Regions from separate parts of the Homo sapiens genome. Here region 2 is linked to region 1. Evidence: chromatin contacts called from ENCODE Hi-C or POLR2A ChIA-PET data. All regions are on one chromosome and are shown on one strand. Each heading gives the region's core, a stretch centred on a gene start or an enhancer-like site at or near the end of the contact. The rest is flanking DNA. Distances are from core to core; before and after follow the strand shown. Region 1 has its middle 25 kb from the start of CEACAM20. Region 2 holds the start of TOMM40 (translocase of outer mitochondrial membrane 40).

The links. A loop is a pair of places that touch in the nucleus more often than their neighbours do. ChIA-PET counts read pairs that join two places held with the same protein, here RNA polymerase II (POLR2A). Pooled maps may share reads with other maps.
Region 2: a loop to region 1 is called in a pooled map, with 3 times the contacts of the local background. The contact joins the promoter of TOMM40 here to the enhancer-like site in region 1. A Hi-C loop is called at or near these places in 1 of 50 pooled maps. POLR2A ChIA-PET finds 5 or more read pairs at or near these places in 2 of 52 experiments (PC-9 and Panc1).

What each region holds. Positions count from the first base shown.
Region 1 is chr19:44,550,915-44,557,832 of GRCh38, reverse strand. It overlaps the pseudogene CEACAM22P. Among named protein-coding and RNA genes, the nearest start is that of CEACAM20, 25 kb to the right of the region's middle. Within about 2 kb of position 3,877, at least 2 of the 41 ENCODE cell types and tissues checked have a DNase peak (open chromatin) inside an H3K27ac peak, as active enhancers do; they include PC-9, where a contact is called at or near this core.
Region 2 is chr19:44,888,406-44,895,033 of GRCh38, reverse strand. It overlaps TOMM40 (translocase of outer mitochondrial membrane 40), which reads right to left and starts at 3,780. Exons shown (of 9, transcript NM_001128917.2): 1 at 3,345-3,780; 2 at 2,574-2,641; 3 at 2,105-2,197; 4 at 1,153-1,254; 5 at 968-1,073. The coding sequence starts at 3,618. It overlaps NECTIN2 (nectin cell adhesion molecule 2), which reads right to left. Exons shown (of 9, transcript NM_001042724.2): 9 at 5,811-6,628. RefSeq lists a silencer at 3,444-4,083 and enhancers at 4,394-4,553, 4,723-5,224.

The DNA.
Region 1 (6,918 bases), core at 2,628-5,127:
ACAGGCACACACCACCATGCCTGACTGATTTTTTTATTTTTAGTAGAGACGGGTTTCACTATATTGGCCAGGCTGGTCTCGAACTCCTGACCTTGTGATCTACCCACCTTACCCGCCTTGACCTCTCAAAGTGCTGGGATTACAGGCGTGAGCCACCGTGCCCAGCCTATTTTTTTTTTTTTGAGAGAGTCTCCCTCTGTTGCCTAGGCTGGAGTGCAGTGGTGCAATCTCAGCTCACTGCAACCTCTGCCTCCAGGCTCAAATGATTTTCATGCTTCAGCCTTCTGAGGAGGTGAAATTACAGGTATGCACCACCCCGCCCAGCTAATTTTGATATTTTTAGTAAGAGACGGGGTTTGGCCATGTCGGCCAGGCTGGTCTCGAACTCCTGGCCTCAAGCAATCCACCTGTCTTGCCGCCCAAAGTGATGGGATTACAGGTGTAAGCCACCATGCCTGGCCAGGTCTTACTTCTAAATTGGTTAAAATAACTCATTTATAGTATGTGAACATACTATAAATGGGAAAATCATGCTTCTGCATTTTTGGGTTTTATTGAACACTAAATTAGCTGCTTAGGAGTTGATCTTTGCCAACTCAATTATCATATTTTGTCCTGTCTTTTTTTTCCTATAATTTTTCTACTAAAATTATACCAGACTAATCATTCAATTATAATTTGGTGAGGGTTTACCTTGAGAAAATATATTTCGTGAGATTCTATTTTTTCTTTGATCTTACTTTGGTATGCCCTGACTGCTACAAAACAAGTAAGTGCTGTTGCTATACCGATAACAGAGATTTATTTGGTCCCTCAAGCTGATCAACTGAGGGATTTAGGTCTGTAACCATGTCTAGAAAAAATGCAAATGTGGGTATTTGATAATGTTTTCTTACTGTCAGTATGCATTTGGAAAGCATTCAGCATTACTTCTTGGAGTTAATTGTTTTATAGAGCTAATTATGAAGGTTTTAAGACCTCTTTGCGTAGATGTTGTTTTATTTTTTAGAATAAATTTATTCCTACACCTATTTTCCAGAAAGACACTGGTAGAATCATTCTAATAATAAGATGGAGTGGAATGAAGGGGACACTAATAGAAAATGAAAGGCCATGAAATGTAAATATACGTCTTCCTTTCAGTGGGTGTAATTTATTATTGACACACAGGACTTTTAGGACGACTGAATGATGAAAGAAGAGAAATTCTCGAAATGACTGAAAGAGAGTGGTGAGTACTTCCGCAACCCCTTCCATGAGTGTCTGTGCCTCTCTGATTTCTCTGAGTACAAGAGGATGCAAGCCCCAACTGAGGGCAGGCTGAAAATGTCAGAGAAATTAACATCCTGGGAGTGACCATTAACTAACACCAAGAAGGAATTGGTAGATATATTCCCCTGAACTTAGGGGGAACAACTCAGAGGTGGTTTTATTTTTTGTTGTTGTTGTTTTGTTTTGAGATGGAGTTTCGTTCTTGTTGCCCAAGTTGGAATGCAATGGCACGATCTTGGCTCACCGCAACCTCCGCCTCCCAGGTTCAAGTGATTCTCCCACCTCAGCCTCCTGAGTAGCTGGGATTACAGGCATGTGACAGCACGCCGGGCTAATTTTGTATTTTTAGTAGAGAGGGGGTTTCTCCATGTTGGTCAGGCTGGTCTCAAACTCCCGACCTCAGGTGATCTGCCTGCCTCAGCCTCCTAAAGTGCTGAGATTACAGGCGTGAGCCACTGCGCCCGGCCCTCAGAGGTGTGTTTTGTACCAGTTTTCAGAGGTGAGCTCCAGTTTTCTATAGAGCTAATTTTTCTATATGGCTTCCTTCTTTTCCCTTACTTACTTTCCCACACCTCTGCCAATGCTTTCTCCAAAATAAACTAATTGCACTAAGGTGTGGTGGCTCACGCCTGTAATCCCAGCACTTTGGGAGGCTGAGGCAGGTGGATCACGAGGTGAGTAGATCGAGACCATCCTGGCTAACATGGTGAAACCCTGTCTCTACTAAAAATACAAAAAATTAGCCTGGCGTGGTGGCAGGCGACAGTGCGAGACTCCATCTCCAAAAAAGTAAATAAATAAATAATAAACTAATTGCACTTACATTCTAGTGCAGAGTCTGATTCTGGGTGAACTAAGAGAGTGAATAACATTTACTATTTCAGTTTCTGTACCTCGATGTCCAAGTGTCCTCAACTGGGTTCTCTCACCAGGTCAAAATCAAGGTGTGATGTGAGTTGGCTGGGGTTTACCTGTAGGCTTTGGGAAAGAACCCATATCCAAGCTCATTCAGATGGTGGCAGAATCCTGGTTCTTTTTTTTTTTTTTTTTTTTTTTGAGATGGAGTCTCGCTCTGTCGCCCAGGCTGGAGTGCAGTGGGGCGATCTCGGCTCACTGCAAGCTCCGGCACCCACCAGCATGCCTGGCTAATTTTTTGTATTTTTAGTAGAGACGGGGTTTCACCATGTTAGCCAGGATGGTCTCGATCTACTGACCTCGTGATCCATCTGCCTCGGCCTCCCAAAGTGCTGGGATTACAGGAATGAGCCACTGTGCCTGGCCAGAATCCAGGTTCTTACAGTTGTAGGACTGAGGTCTGTTTCCTTGCTGGCTGTCATCTGCGGGTGCTCTAAGCTCTTGCAGGCCACTCTACCCTGCTCACACATTGACCCCTGCATCTTCAAAGACAGCAAGGATGCATTGAATCCTCCTTGTGTTTTGATTCTCTGACTTTCTCATCTGATCTGCTTTTAAAAGAGTCACCTGATCAGGTCAGGCCCACCCAGATGATCTGTATTTTAAGATCAGCTGACTTTGAGCTTTAATTACAAAATCCCTTCAAAGCAATACCTAGATTAGCATTTGATTGAACAATCAGGAACAGAAATCTGGAAGGACTATATTTAGAATCCTGATTACCACGCTGGCATTGGGGTTTACTCAGTTTCTTGATTCCATAGATGTATGTCTTTTACCAGATTTGGGAAACCAGCCATTATACCCACTTCCTCCTTTCCTTCTGGGTCTCCAATGACATGAATGTTGGCTCTTTTGTTAAAGTCCCACAGGTCCCAAAGTTCTGTTCTTCACTTCTTATCAGTCTATTTTCTTTCTGTTGTTCAGATTTGGTAACTTTTATCTGCACTGATTTTTATCTCTGTCATCTCCATTCTGCAGCTGGGCTCAAACATTAAGTTTTTAAAAAATTTCTGTTATTGTGCTTTTCCATTCTAAAATTTCCGTCTTGTTCTTTTTCATATCTTCTATTTCTTTGCTGAGACTTTCTGGTTTTTCACTTATTTCAAGTGTTTGTAATTGTTCATTGAAGCATTTTTATGTTGGCTGCTCTAAGATTCTTTTAAGACAATTCTAACATCAGTGTAGTGAATTCTTACAATTTTATAGAAACTCAGTATCAATTTTTGAAATGTTATTGTTTTGAGACAGGGTCGCACTCTGTCACCCAGGCTGGAGTGCAGTGGTGCAATCACGGCTCACTGCAGCCTCGAGCTCCTGGGCTCAAGTGAACCTCTCATCTCAGTCCCCCAAGTAGCTGGGACTATAGGCGTATGCCACCACACCCAGCTAATTTTTTGAAATTTTATTTGTAGAGACGGAGGTCTCACTGTGTTGCCCAGGCTGGTCTCAAACTCCTGAGCTCAAGCAATCCTCTTGCCTCAGCCTCCCAAAGTGTTGGGATTACAGATGTGAGCCACTGTGCCTGGCTCAGTATCTATTTTGAATATAAGTTGGACTTTCTCATACCATAAGAAAAGCTTAGTCACCCTTGACACAGTTTCCAGGTCTCCGCCTCCCCCCAGATCCTTAATGTGGCAGATCCAGATACCTGCCTTACACTACCACTTCCTGTTAACCACCTCCTTATGCAACAGCTAGATATAACTCACCTGACTGTCCCCCTGACCCCCAGACCCTGCATAGGCTGTGCAGATATGCCACAGTGATCACCTCCCAGTCAGTGTGACTCCATGCAACTTGTGCCTGCTGGCTCTAAACCCAGTTAGAATTCTCTGTGGAAAACTGCCTGAGCAGTTTCCTTAGACTCCAATAAAAGCATCAGCCCACAGGTCTCTCACTTTCTCTTTCTTGCTCCCCACCCGCTGGTTGAGTGTGCGTGTCCCGACAACTCTCTTCTTCCTGTTGGCTCTGTGAGATGTGCTGCTCTGTCTTCTCCGGAATCTGTGAGTAATAAACTGCCCCTGTTATTTCATGTGTTTTGTTGTGCTGCCTCCTCTGTGTCTCACCTGACTGACACATCCAAACCTAACGTCTTTCCTGGTCAGGGCTGTCCTAAAGCATGGCTCTCTTTGTAGAAATAAACTGGACACAGGTCAGACAAAAGCCTTAAGAATGTCTGCCATTATAAACAAGTGTACTGTGGCCAGGTGTGATGGCTCATGCCTGTGATCCCAGCACTATGGGAGGTTGGGGTGGGAGGATCCCATGAGGCTAGGAGTTCAAGATCAGCCTGGCCAACATGGTGAAACCCCGTCTGTACTTAAAAAAAAAAAAAAATTAGTTGGGTGTAGTGGCATATGTCTGTAATCCCACCTACTCAGGAGGCTGAGGCATGAGAATTGCTTGAACCTGGGAGGTGGAGGTTGCAGTGAGCCAAGACCATACCACTGCGCTCCGACCTGGGTGACAGAGTGAGACTCTGTCTCAAAAACAAACAAACACACAAAAAATAAGTGTACTGTGAGAGGGACACCTGGTCACAGGTCAGACATGTAGGCATTAGGCCGACCACCAAGATAAAGAAGTAACCAGTGAAAATTACACTTTAAACATCTACAACTAAATCCCCTAGAAAACTCAAGACCAAGTTAGAAAACATCAACAACAATCCATGTCATCTCTATTAATTGTCTTTCCTCATTTAATTTCAGGAATGTCTTTCTCATTCAGTCAATTTTTTTTTTTTTTTTGTAGAGATGGGGTCTCACTATGTTGCCCACGCTGGTCTCGAACTTCTGAGCTCAAGCAATTCTCCCACCTCGGCCTCCCAAAGTATTGGGATTACATGTAGGTGTATGACAAGTGATTTTCAACAACACCCTGGACATTTTGGAAATTATGAGACGCTGGATCTCATTTAAATCTTCTGTTATAGCAGGTCTCCTCTGACATCTTGCTGGTGGGGCAAAAAGGGCACCATCTTGTTATAGCCAGTGGGGATGGAGGTCCAGGTTCCCCATTTGGCCTCTGTTGACATTCCAGGTGGGGCGGGGCAACTGTTACTCTGGGCAGTTAGCAGAGTTCAGGCTTTCCACTGAGACATCCTCTGATACCATCTTGCCCAGAAGGGGCAGAGACGCCTCGTTACCGCTCCCTAGTGGCCTCAATGGACACTGCAGGGTCGGTGCTCATTACTGCTGGGCAAGGATGACAGTCCCAGCTGCTTATTCAGCCTGGTGGAGGGGATGGGTGTCTCTGTACAGCTGGCAAGGGTAAATGTCCAGGCTTTTCTGTGGGATATCACAGCAGCAAAGTGATTATCTTGTAAAGATTTGCTGTCTTTAGCAAATCTTGTCAGGCTACTGCTCCTTGTCCTTTGGCTAGAGCAGGCTTTGCTTGAGCCTCTTTTGGATCTACACTCATTGGCATTTCTAGATTGCCAGGCTCTCCAGCTCCCAGTCTGGGATCTGTGAGGCGCAAAGAAAGTCCAGAAAACTCACCACCATGTGCTTTCTCCGGTCTTGAGATCCGCAGCCAGTCTGCCATATTCTCTCCTCCTTTCCGAGTCATCTATTTTTATTTATTTATTTATTTATTTATTTATTTATTTATTTATTCATTCTTTAGCTGCACCTGTGATAGACTGCTTGATATTATTCCCATAGAACAATGATGTTCTGTTCATATTTTTGAGGCTTTTTCTCTATTGCTTTATTTTATTTTATTTATTTTTCCATAGATTATTGGGGTACAGGTCGGTTTGGTTACATGAGTAAGTTCTTTGGGGGTGATTTGTGAGATTTTGGTGCACCCATCACCTGAGCGGTATACACTCCACCCTATTTGTAGTCTTTCATCCCTCACTCCCCTCCCACTCTTCACCCCAAGTCCCCAAAGTCCATTGTATCATTCTTACGCTTTTGTGTCCTCATAGCTTAGCTCCCACATATCAGTGAGAACATATGATGTTTGGTTTTCCATTCCTGAGTTACTTCACTTAGAATAATAGTCTCCAGTCTCATCCAGGTCATTGCAAATGTTGTTAATTCATTCCTTTTTATGACCGAGTAGTATTCCATCATTCATATATATATATATATATATATATATATATATGAACATATATATGAACGTATATATGAACATATATATGAATGTATATATGAACGTATATATGAACGTATATATGAACGTATATATGAACGTATATATGAACGTGTATATATGAACGTATATATGAACGTATATATATGAACGTATATATATGAACGTATATATATGAACGTATATATATGAACGTATATATGAACGTATATATATGAACGTATATATGAACGCGTATATATGAACGTATATATGAACGCGTATATATGAACGCGTATATATGAACGCGTATATATGAACGCGTATATATGAACGTATATATGAACGCGTATATATGAACGCATATATATGAACGCATATATATGAACGCATATATGAACGTATATATAAACGCATATATGAACGTATATATATGAACGTATATATGAACGTATATATATGAACGCATATATGAACGTATATATATGAACGCATATATGAACGTATATATATGAACGCATATATGAACGCATATATGAACGTATATATATGAACGTATATATGAACGTATATATGAACGTATATATGAACATATATATATGAACGTATATATGAACATATATATATATATCACAGTTTCTTTAT
Region 2 (6,628 bases), core at 2,531-5,030, 340 kb before region 1:
AAACTACAGAGTCATCGCCTCCATCCGGTCTCAACAAATCCTGGCAGCTCTGCCTTCAAACAACATCCAGAATCCAACCTCCTCTCCCCGTCCACTCCCTCCCAGTGGTACCCCCTTTGGAGTCTGCTCTCTACGCCAGCTGCAGGGTCCTGTGAGAAGCTATGCCTTGGTTTCCGAAAGCCCCAGACTCACTCAGAGCGAAGGCCAAGGCTCTGCAAAGCCTTATGCAACCAGGGGACCATCCTCCCTCAAGTTCCTTTCACGAGTCCCGACTGCACTACTTGCAGGCTGAAAAGCTGTTTCCCTGGCCAGGCGAGGTGGCTCACGCCTGTCATCCCAGCACTTTGGAAGGTCAAGGTGGGAGGATTGCTTGAAGCCAGGAGTTCCAAGACCAGCCTGGCCAATACAGCAAGACCCCATCTTAAAACATTTTTTAATACAAAAGAAAATCTCAGTTAAAATTGCGCTGACTGGCTGGGCGTGGTGGCTCACACCTGTAATCCCAGCACTTTGGGAGGCTGAGGTGGGTGGATCCCTTGAGGTCAGGAGTTCAAGACCAGCCTGACCAATGTGGTGAAACCCTGTCTCTACTAAAAATACAAAAATTAGCCAGGCGTGGTAGCGCATGCCTGTAATCCCAGCTACTCGGGAGGCTGAGGCAGGAGAATTGCATGAACCCAGGAGATGGAGGTTGCAGTGAGCCAAGATCGTGCCACGGCACTCCAACCTGGGTGATAAAGCAAGACTCCATCTCAAAAAAAAAAAAAAAAAAGACTGCTCTGACTCACCCACTCATGGTCAGTGGGTGACCGTCTCACCCACTGTAGTATGTTGCCTGATGTTTCAAAATCACTCCTGCTGAGCCACTTCTCCAGTGGCAGAAAAGGAGGTTCACAAATGGGGTGGATTTGCTGGCAAAGCCAGAACTGCAGTTTTGTGACCACCCTCCAAGCCCTCCGCCTCTTACCTGAACCCACGAGGACGTCTGGGTTCCCCAGGGTGACGGCTGCTGTGAAGTCAGAGCCCCGATACTCCCCGTCCACCTGCCAGTTCACAAACTTCGACTGCTGGGTCTGTGGAGAGGAGGGGGTGTGAGGGCGGCTCCCTGCTCACGGTGGCCGAGGGGAGCAGCAGCCTCCGTGCCCCACTCACCTGGATGGCCATCTTGGACCTGAGACCGGGGCCCAGCTGGTGAATGACCTGAGCGTTGAGACTGCCACTGTTGTCCATGTCACCCACCAGTACAGGGAACGCCTGTGAGGCAGAGAGAACGGAAGGGGTCAGAGGTGGTGCACTGTGCAAGTATGTGAGATGGGCCGGGGTGAGAAGCCTAGGGTCAGAAAGCCTCGGATGGGGGTCCCCTCCTCCACGAAGTGCTCTCTGACCACCTAAGCTGAGTTAGGCTCCCCGACCTTTGGGTTCCCCCATGTCAGCCTTGCCCATCCTGGCTTGTTACTCTCTGGGAACAGTCTGTCCCCTGCCCCACGGGTGAGTCCCATGCTGTTTCAGTCATGTGTGCCAGCACAGGGCTGGGCACAGAATGTGTTGTGCAATGAAGGTTTGCAGAATAAACACATTTGCTGAAGGGAAATGACAGAAGCAGAGACCTCATTCAGTCCCCCCAACCCTGTCTGGGCCTCCAGTTTTGCCCTTCCTAATAACTAGCCCCCACATGGCCACCCCAGAGATGCCCCAGAGATTTCTACAGCGGGAACCTGTGGACCACGTCTTTCCCTTGACCAAACCATGCCATGACTCTCCACAACCCCCTAGAGAAAGTCCAAAGCCTAGTCTGGCATTCAAAGTTCTGCATGATCTACAGTCCAGCCCTTTCCACCCTGGGTCATCGCTGTCTGGTGACAGGGTGGCTGTGGCCACATCCCCAGCACTGCTCAGCATGGGGCCAGGCAGAGAGCAGGGGTTTGGCGGATGTTTGCTGGATGAAGGAATTATTTGTGTCCCAGTGCACCTCGGAGAGATGCAATCCCCATCTCCAGGCTCTCGGTAGCTGTGACCTTTTCCTGATGAGGCCGTCTTAGCTTGACATTTGGCTACAAATTTGTTATTAGAAGGATACAATGAATGGATGAAAAAGGAAGCTCACCTCTGTGGGACTCAGCTGCTTTGTCCCCACATATGTGACCCCGAAGTGGTAGTTGGACTCCCCGATTGTGCTGAGGGCTACTGTGTGGTTGACCTGGAAGGAAAGCGAGAGCTGTGACGATACTGGACAGATAGGCTTGCCCACTGAAGAGGGCAAGGACAAGGTCTCTGGGCTGGGCAGGGGATGAAGACTGGGAGGCACGGCCTGACTAAGAGACTCAGAGAAAGGAGGTGCTGCCGGTAGGCCCACAGACCTGTTCCTTCACTCCAGCCTAGCTGCTATGGGGAGACAGTACCTCTGGATTCTAGGTCCCCAAACTGAGTAGTCAGTCTGGCACTATATCTCCGAGTCTTTTCAAGTATCAGGGAGCCCAGCTCTTGAGGGAGGAGTAATTGGGCCGAGTGTGCAGATGCAGGGAGGGGGACGGCGGGGACGATCTCTGGTGGGTAAGGACACCAGGAAGGCTCACCTGAAAATGGTTACTCAACCCTTTGTTGACTGTGAGCTTGACACCCTCCATCTGAATGGGAAACAGCTCTGGAGAAGAGAAACGCTGTCACACTCCACTCCAACCCCACACCAACTCTCATCTCTTCCTTCCCTACCACCCCCAGCTCTCTCCAGAGACCCACAGCAGAACATCTCACAAAGGATTCCACCTGTAAAGAGGCAGTACAGCCTAGTTAGACAGGGCCAGGGCCTTTGCTTGCTCAAATCTCACTGCCACCAAGCTGAGCAACTTTAGGTCAAACTCATCATCTGAAAGATGGGACCCTCACCACACAGAATTGTCCCAAGGATCTAATGAGTTAACGTATAATGAACACCAGAACAGAACTCCATAAATCTCCACCACTACTACTACTCTAATTGCTCCAGGCTGGGATCCGGAGGCTTTGGGTCCCATACCCAAGGAACCTCGCTGACACCTTGCTGACACCGTGACCTTGGGCCTCAGTTGCCTTCCCGATCACAAGAGAAGTCTGGCTTGGCTGATCCCGGGGCTCCTCAGGTCCCTAAAGGCTTTTCTCTACTGCTATGACATTCCATCCCGTTTCCAGCATTTGATTCCATCATTCTAAGCCCCAAGTCCAACGTTCCACCATTCGATCCCAACATCACCTCCTAGTGCTGTTAAATAATTCCAATGGTGCGCGCCAAATCCCAGAGTCCCCAGTGTCCTCCCCCTTCCCCCGAGATCCAGGCCATCGCAGCCCAGCGGGGGCCCCTCGCCCCTCACCCTTGCACTTCCGGTGGCACTCCTCGAATGTGCCCGGGTTGGGCAGGCAGCCGCAGGCCCCATCCTCGGCGGCCCCTGAGGCGCTGGCGGTTGCAGCCCCGGGGGTCCGTTCCGAACTTCGACTCGTACTGGTGCCGGCGCCCAGGCTGCCTCCCAGCGGCGGCAGCGTGAAGCCCGGCGGCGAGGGCGGAGGTGGCGGCAGCCCCACGAGGGCCGGCGCAGGCGGCGGTGGCGGCCCTGCGGGCGGCGAGCTGGCAGCCAACACGTTCCCCATGGTCGCCTGCTAGGGGAGAGGTCAGAGGGCAGAGGTCAGGGCCCGCGCGCCCCCGACTCAGCCCCAGCAAATCCGCACCCGGCTCCGGCCCCGGTTCTCACTGGCGGCGGCGCCTGCTCCCGGCCTGGGCTCCGCTCCCACCCCGTGCGCCACGCGCAACCGAACCCGCTGCCGCCGCCGCCACCACCGTCGCCCCGCCCCACCTAGCCCATTGGTTTAGTGTGCCCTGAGGCCCGCCCACCAGCGTCAAGACTCGGTCTTCCCATTGGACTTGTGCATAAAGTCCCGCCCACTTTCCCTGAAATGTCCTTTTGTATTGGTTCTCACTCGCAGGGTAGCCACGGCGCCCCTCCCACCCTTCCCATTGGCTCGCAGCGCCTGCGCCTATTGGCTCGCGTCGCCGCGGGTTCCGGTGCTAACCCGCCATTGGTCTGTGCTGAGCATTTTGCCACGCCCGCTGAGGCATCGCCCCGCCTCTCTCCTGGAGGAGGCCCTCTTTTGATTCCGCCCCGCGGCGAGGTTGCTGTGATAATTGGTCGGCTTTGACCCTTGCAGCATTTTGATTGGCTCCAGCGTGTACGGGGTCGACCTTGGTGGCGTATCAGCTTGGTACTCTCATTGGCTAACGTTCCAGGGTCGAAGGACAGGTAAAGGTGGGTTGCGCGGCAGAGGCGGCTAGGCAGCAAGGTCAGGCCTCGCGTCCCACCAGGCACCGCGGCAGCCGGGCCCCCACCCCACCTCTGGTTCGGAGTAGCCGACCTAAAACCGGAAGTGCTGGCCCTTCCCAGAGTGCCTCGGGAGAATTCTAATCTGTTCTGCGAACCCTGCGCTGCTCCTCGTTACCCACAATGCCCTCATCACCTCTTAGCGAAACAGTTGCCTTAGACCCACCCCTTTCGTTACCCATCATGCCTCTTGTTCCTCGCGTCACTGCGGCTTCTATCTTTGGCCCATTCATTCCTCTCCCATTACCCATCATGCCTCTGCCCCATTCATTTGAGCTTCATTGCCCAGACTACTTTTAGCTCCAGCCTGCCTGCTCACTTTCGTCGTTCTTCCGGCCCTTCTCTAATTAGCCATCATGTTTTGGATCCATGAACTCCTGTCCGTTACCTCCCTTGCCCCCGGTCCCTATTTTTCCATTATTCATCACTCTGCCTCTGGCCCATTCATTCAGGTTTATTATCCGTCATGCCTTGGGCTCCTATTACAACATTATTCATGATTTTGCCTTTAGTCTACTTTTACTTGCCGTTTATTCATTAAACTTGAGCCTCTTATACTTTCGTTACTGCTTTTTTAATTTTTATTTTTTTAAAGACAAGGTTGGACTCTGTCACTCAGGCTGGAGTGCAGTGGCGCCATCATAGCTTACTGCAGCCTTGAACTTCTGGCCTCAATCGATCCTCCTACCTCAGCCTCCAGAGTAGCTGAACTACAGGTGCGTGCCACCACGCCCGGCTAACTTTCGTAGAGGCGGGGTCTCACTGTGTTTCCCAGGCTGGTCTCTTAACTCCTGGACTCAGTCGAGCTTCCCGCCTCAGTTTCCCGAAGTGCTGGAATTACAGGAATGAGCCACTGCATCTGGCCAATTGCTATTTTTATCTTTGTCCCATTCATCATACTGCTGTTGCAATTATGAATGTTCATTAAACAGCATGCCCTGGACCCCTCCCCATTCCATTACTCAACATTCTGTTTTTAGGGCTGGGCGCAGTGGCTCACGCCTGTAATCCCAGCACTTTGGGAGGCCGAGACGGGTGGATCACGAGGTCAGGAGATCGAGACCATCTTGGCTAACGCGGTGAAACCCCGTCTCTACTAAAAATACAAAAAATAAGCCGGGCGTGGTGGTGGGCGCCTGTAGTCCCAGCTACTCGGGAGGCTGAGGCAGAGGAATGGCGTTAACTCAGAAGGTGGAGCTTGCAGTGAGCCGAGATCATGCCACTGCACTCCAGCCTGGGCGACAGAGCGAGACTCCGCCTCAAAAAAAAAAAAAATTTTGTTTTTGATTGATACATTTTTGCTCATTACTCTCTCAATTCTTATTTTGTATCTTTGGTCCCTTTGTTTTTGTCTTTAACTCTCTTGACCCCAGTTCACTGATTCTCTCAAGCCCTTAGACTCCTTCCTCATTCCCCTTCATGTCTCACCCCATCCCCTTCACATCCCACAGAAAAGGCAAGACCTGGTCAAAGTATAAATTCATATTTTGTAGGAAATGTAGTTTACAAAACAGTATCAATTGCTACCCCCAATTCAGATGACCCACTTTCCCCGGAAGGGGGATGTTTAGGTCCTATTCCACTGGGCAAGGGTAAAATGATTCAGTAGTCTTCCAGGTTAACAGTAAATTCTTCTCCCAAGGCTGGGGCCATCAAGGCACAGTCTGTATGAGGCTCACCCTGTCTGACCCTAGGCTGGGGCTGCTTGCTTGGTAGGCAGGAATTGGGGTGGGGGTGGGGGCTCAGGGAAGGGTCTGGACCCTGAGACTTCTGCTTACAGGAGGGTGCTGGGAAAACCCTGCCTTGGGCTGGGGAATCCCCTCTTTCCCACCTTTGGGGAACAGGGTGGGGAGGGGGTAAGTGGGACCCTGCTGCCTGGAGGGCTCAGGTCTGAGCAGCAGGGAGCCCTCAGCGCCCACTCCAGCAGACCTATTGGGAATTTACTACCTGAAGACAAATTATAGGTCTAGGGTCTTCTTTGTGATTTTGGGGGAGTCGAGGCATTGGGGGGTGAGAGGTATGGTCTAAGGTCACAGTCTGGGAGAGGAGTCCTTGGGATCAGAGGTTGTGCAGAAGCACCTTCCCCACCTCCTGCCTCATGAGATAAGGTTGCCAGGATTCCATTATCACGGTGAATTTCTCTGGGCTCATGGGTTAGGGGTCATAGTGGAGCCACCAAGGTAGACATCACAAATGGAATGCATATGTGTTAACTGACAGTGGCCTGGCCAGAGGTCAGGGGGCACTAGATCCTTGGCAAGAAAGCTAAGGGATCAACAGGTGAG